Linked DNA regions of Mus musculus: region 1 is linked to region 2. A link is a loop called in an ENCODE intact Hi-C map of the cell type or tissue named here. Cell type or tissue: left cerebral cortex. All regions are shown on one strand. Links, peaks and the distances in the headings refer to the core of each region. The heading gives the core; the rest is flanking DNA.

The links. Hi-C counts contacts between places; a loop is a spot of excess contacts. Peaks named below come from ENCODE experiments on the same cell type or tissue, not always from the same donor. Only the 100,000 strongest peaks of a DNase experiment are listed, where the experiment ranks them.
Region 1: it touches region 2 in a loop (6-fold over the local background); 4 of 42 quality-filtered maps call a loop at or near these places.

What each region holds. Positions count from the first base shown.
Region 1 is chr1:154,155,458-154,158,369 of GRCm38, reverse strand. No RefSeq gene overlaps it. Among named protein-coding and RNA genes, the nearest start is that of Zfp648, 44 kb to the left of the region's middle. In left cerebral cortex, for the core only: no CTCF peak of the experiment used is centred there; DNase peaks (open chromatin) are centred at 1,104 and 1,513; H3K27ac peaks cover 2,444 bases.
Region 2 is chr1:154,101,370-154,104,281 of GRCm38, reverse strand. All of the region lies in intron 1 of Gm46165 (a long non-coding RNA gene), which reads right to left. The region is part of intron 2 of LOC108167736 (a long non-coding RNA gene); the gene reads left to right. Among named protein-coding and RNA genes, the nearest start is that of Gm46165, 39 kb to the right of the region's middle. In left cerebral cortex, for the core only: a CTCF peak has its summit at 2,686; a DNase peak (open chromatin) is centred at 1,193; H3K27ac peaks cover 2,500 bases.

The DNA of each region.
Region 1 (2,912 bases), core at 92-2,591, 54 kb before region 2:
ATCTTTAGGTATTCTAAACTAAATTTGCTTCAGTTTAACTCAACCAGTTATCAAACACCCACAACAGAGCTGTGAACAACGAATTCAACCAAGACCAATACAAGTCAAGTCTCTGTTTCCAGGGAGCTGGTAGCATAGCTGAGAATTGGCCCAGGAGAGCAGTTCAGGTTGAGAATGGCCTGTGGGAGGGGTTTAGGTTTCTCACTTGCAAATCCATCAGGGTATCCTTGTGCAGCAGGACTGTGACTTTCTAAGACTGGAAGAGAGGGTGCAGCACTCTTCAGGAGCATCCATCTTTATTCATCGTGAGATCTGTCCTGATGGTGCCAGGACTCAGAGTCTACAGAACAAGCTAGGAAGAAAGGCCAGTGCTGACAGGCTAAGCCTCACCTCCACACCCTCCATCCTACCACAGTATTGGCAGTGTGACCGAAGGGGATGAGGCGTGTATTAGCTACTTTCTGTTGCTGTGATAAACCACGATGACCAAAAGTGACCTGTGGTGGACAGAGCTTATTTTGGCTTCCAGTTCCAGAGGAATAGGAGATCAACACATCAGGAAAACATGACAATGATCAGCAGGTATGTGGACAGGAGGAGGAGCCTGAGGAATTAAGTTCTCAACAGTAAGCAGAGCCACTGGGAACTGAAAGGAAGTGGACGCTATAATCTCTCAAAACCCACCCCCAGTGATGTACTTCCTGGTGTACCTCCTGAAGGTCCCCAAAGAGCACTTCCCAAATACCCATCCCTACAGGGGTCATTTCTCATTCAAATCACTGCAGTGGGAAACACCAGAACTCATGCAGGTATGAGAGACAATGGCAGCACTGAGAGGTGGCTGCCTCTTGACCTTGCACTTGATGGAGAACCATGCCAACGTGGAAATTGACACAGGTGCCCGTTTGACAGGCAGGATTCAGAGGCTCCCTGAGCCACAGAGGTGGCAGGAAAGAGGAACATGGTGTAGCCTATGGTGAGGGAAAATCCTTTCCACTTAGGCCTTCAGTAAGGCATAGGGTTTCTTGCCAGAGTCTTGAGGGAGGACCTAGGTAACAGCTGCACTGATGTGAGGGTACAGCATGTCCTGTCTTGTGGATATAAACAGAAGCCTTCATTTCTGCCAGCCGTGGGGCTTTAAATGCCAGCATCCAGGCTTTATCACTCAAGCAAACAAGCCAGAGGAAAAAGATTACACATGATTACACGAATCTCTCTCTCTCTCTCTCCCTCTCTCCCTCTCTCTCTCTCTCCACCCTCCCCCCCCCCACCCACCTCTACCCCCTCCAGGAAGACAGTTTGGTCTGGGCTGCCCTCTGGATTTTTCCTCTCTGATTTCTCTTTCTCTCACGCAATGTTCCCTGCCCAGGCGTTACATAACAGCCCGGGCTGCAGGGAACACCTATACAAGAGGCCATGACAGTTAAACAATGGGCAGGCAGTGGCTGCCCTGAGAAAATGGAGTCATTCATGGGCTGTGTGAGAGGCGGCTCTGTTCCCAACTTGGCTCCCTGGTAAATGAAGTGCACCGAGGACAAAGAGGGAAACTTTACACTCTAGCAATTTTCCCACAGTTGCAGGCTCACAGAAAAACAAGGCACTAGTTGGCTTAGAGGAGAAAAGACAACCATATCCATAAACTTTGCTTTCTCCCCCAAGTTGCTGTCCTGTGCCAAAACCACATACTAATCTCCCAGAGAGGGAGCGGCAAGGCAAGGCTGCACTTGATTGGGCTCTGCCTCCTGCTGCTGTCTGTTTTCATCGCTGTGTGATGGGCTTTCCTCTCTGAATCATCATGTAGTTGACCTTAATGTACCTCCCTGCTTTGATGGGAAAGAATGTTGAAAGTCGAGGCGATGGATGGGTCCAAGAGAACTAATGATGTTTTTCCCTAATGCAGATGCTCGTCAGAATACAGGAATGTCTTTCCAGACACAGGGATCGAGGGCAAGAGAATCCAGAGGACGTGTAAGTACTCCTCACTTGAATCTCCACACTGATGGGCTGCCCTTCGCTCACACACTGTTAACAGGCTTGGCATTTAATCAAGCAGTTTCAAATGTCTTATAGCGCACATTTCATTTCAAACTAAATGGCATGCCAAGAAAAATCACAAAATCATAACAAAGAATCTTTTATATTAAACCCAATTCCCAAACACCAGCAATGATTTATCTATTTAGGGAGATGCATAGCTCTTGTCCAATGTATCTACATGGAGGGACTTTTGAAGTCCACTCTAGAGCTAGTGTCCCAAATACATTATTACCACTGGGGTTTCTACTGCAATCCTTGGGTGCAGGTTGGATCCTGATGTATGGAAAAGTTATGAATGAAATACAAAGATGCCTCCTTACCCATCCTGGAACCCTGTTTCCTACCCAACACCAGGGGTACTCATGGGATGAGTAGGGTAGAGAATCAGGTGACATGCTTCCTGAATGAGGGCTGGTGAGATGGCTGAATGGGAAGACGCACCCACCACCCAAGCCTGGGCACCTAAGTTCTAACCAAAGAACCTACATGATGGCTGGAGGGGAGAACCACTTTACCAGTTGTTCTCTGATCTCCACACCATTGCAGGTGCTTGCCCCCCATCACCATGTGCTCACACATTTGCTACACACACACACACACACACACACACACACACACACACACCACTAATGATTTTGATTTCTAAAATTACTTCTTAAGCAGTAAGAGCACACTAGTGGACTCCAGACTGAAAAAAAAACCAGGTACATGCAACACAGACCTGATTTGAGAGCACAGCATTATATAGGGAGAGCCAGTCCTGGGGGCCTGAAGTCAACAGCACCAGTAGAGGCCCAGTGCTGAAGGAAACAGTGGTTGAAACTCCAGAGTCCAACTCATGGGCTTGGTACCTCCAAGAAGGTACCTGACTTGCA
Region 2 (2,912 bases), core at 229-2,728:
GCATCTTCAAAACTCTGAGGTCTCTGCAACTGGGCTGCAACTTCACCAAAAGTCTTTCCTAGGCACTCTTCAGGGACTCTAACCATGCCACCGGATGCCAAGTCTTCTTTCCACCATCCCTTCTTCCCTGGGGCTTCTACTGCAACTGAGGCTGCACCTTCCCCAATAGCCTTTCCTGGCTTCTCCATGGTGCCAGTCCTCAGCTGTTTTCCGTGACCCCTTCATGTTTTCAAAACAAGTACCAACTAGAAGACTTGTACACATTAATAAGTTCAGCTCCAAGCTCAAGGCAAAGCCCTGGCTCCCTCTGGGCCACAACATCTATATACTGATCCCCAAGGAAACACTGGAAGGTTTTTCTCCCAGATGATGCTGCCCTTTAATCAGAGCTGCTTCTTCGGCCCCAGCTGACTGTATCCTTTGTCACGGCAAAGCAAAGGTTTCACTTCAGTGGTTTCAGTCTCTTGTTCATCACAACCACTTCTTCAGCGCCACCTGACCAGAACAGTATATTCTTAACACAAAACATCGTTGAAAAGTCCCTGTTAGAATCTTTACTTCCCCCTGAAACCTCACAAGCCAGGCCAGGTCATTCAGGCCTCAGTGAGACAAAGTAAAAAGTGTGACAAGCAGGGGGAAAAAAAAATCAAAGAACAAAACAAAATCCTGTGTGACGGTGGAGGGGTGTAAGGTCACTTGGCAATTGGGGGAACTGGCGTGCGAAATGATAACCTGCAGTGTGGCCACACATTGTCCATATCCAGTGTGGTAAAGCCACCAGGAGGCCTTAGCCATCCCTAGCCTAATCTAATAAACCTTGTCTATTTAGGTCAACCCTGTCTAATGTGGCCGGGGATCATTCAGACATGGTCATTTCAACCATTCTAATCAGCTCCCGCAGCAAAATTGAGGAGGATATATTACAGACAGCAGCTCACCCAGGGTACCGAGCTGAGTGAAAACAAATTCTTCAGTTCCTACAGTATAAATAGAAATTCAAGCCTTGAGAACAGCGAGGACCGCTGGCCAGCAGGAGACAGGCAGACAGCCAATGGCTCATGTTTGGATGACAGGGGAAGCAAGGATGAAATGCAAGTGGAAAACAAGAACTCTCTCTTCAAACAGCTGGGAAACACCCTCTGCTTCCCTTCGTTTCCCAGCTGGGCAGGGCAGCAGCAATGGGACAAGAGGTCAGGAGGAAGCATTCAATCCTGCACGCCCTGCCTGCTACCAGGAGACCTGTTGGGGTGCATGCCACCAGGCCGGATGCCGGAAACGGGAGACACAGAGGATATGGTGCCCAGTCCCTGCGGATGCCAAGGCCTGCCCTGAAGAATGGACGTCAGCAAACAGAAAGCCATTCAGACCCTGCAGCAGCACAGTTCCCACGGCAACCAGCAGTTTCCCTTGCCACTGCACATCCTCTTCTTTTTCTTCTAACAAACTTTCCATTTGGATCCAGGCTACACTTGGATGAAATGTAGGTTGGGTAATAGGTGTTGGGAGGGGGTGAAGATGGAAGAGGGTAATGAAGAATGTGAAGAGGGAACCTGGTTTTCATAAAGTATGAGTAGCAAAAGCCAGTGGGACATCAGGAAAATCTACAATTAGGCAGTGGAGTTTGGGTTTTGTTTTTTTGGGTCTATCTTTCTTTCCAGTTCCTGCCATTTGTCCAAGACTCTCAGAACCTGAGATAAATACTCCTGGTCACTTCTCCATCCTGTCCCTTCCCTGGTCATCATTCTTCATGCCTAGGAGGCATACTACCCTGTCCCATACTTTTCCTGTTATGCTAGGAAGCATTAATGAACCCCAAAAGACCACCAAGGAGCCGTTTCCAATGTGATCACAGTAGGGTCTCTTTATTACAAACTCGAGTGTGGGCCAACTCACCTCCAGCCCACAGGACAATCTAGTGGAGCAACCCCAAACTCTCATCAGGACCAAGTTTTATAGAAAATGGAAGCAAGTGAGGGGGTGTCCATTCTGGCAAGCATCTAATTAAATGGCTATTGTAAGCTCACAGGTGGGTGCTCTGAAGCAAGACAGTATACAATCACAAGCGGTCTGAAAGTACATCTGAAACAATCAGACTAATCTTTGATTAACTGTGGCTATGAAGTAGCTAGGGAATAGCTCTGGTCAAGGACAGCCATGTGGTCCTTCCTGGTATGTGAATGCAGCTTGGGGCCAAATTCTCAGGCCATTTTTTTTTCAGTTGTTTTGTTTTAAGATGGAGGCTGGTCTCTAAGATGGAGTAGGTTTGGCCACTCTTTCCCAAACTATTCAATGGCTCTTTTCCCAAATTTGAGCTGGCTTGAGTCCCTCTGCCTTTTCAGTGGCTGCTCGGTAAAGAGAATGTACAGTGTTCTGGGGATGCGTGCTGATTCCTGGTCCCACCTCCAAGATTTGTTGTTCTTAAGCCTTGAGTGGAGTTACAAACTCTTCATATTTCACAAGCACCCTAGTTCTTGCAGGTTCAGACAGATGCTGTATCTGTTAGTTCCCCAGTGAACAAAATGCCCAAGAAAACAACTTAAAGGGAGAAAGATTTGCTTGAGGTCACAGTTTCAGTTTTTGATCCTCCATGGCAAAGAGGGTGGGATGGGCAGAGTGCTCATGTCCCAAAGGGAGAAGGACATCTCTACATGTCCTTGACTGCATCCATTGACATGGGAGGTCCTGCCCACGGTGGGTGGCACCATTCACTGGCTGGGATCCTGGACAGCAGAAGTAGAGAAAGTGAACTGAGCAGTAGCAGATACCCATCACTGCTTCTTGATTATGGACATGGCAGAAATAGGTGCTTCAAGTTTCTGCTGCCTTGACTTCCCTCCCACTACAGACAGTGCAATTGAACTGTGACCAGAAATAAGTCCTTTCTCTCTTGAGTTACTTTTATTGGGAAAAGA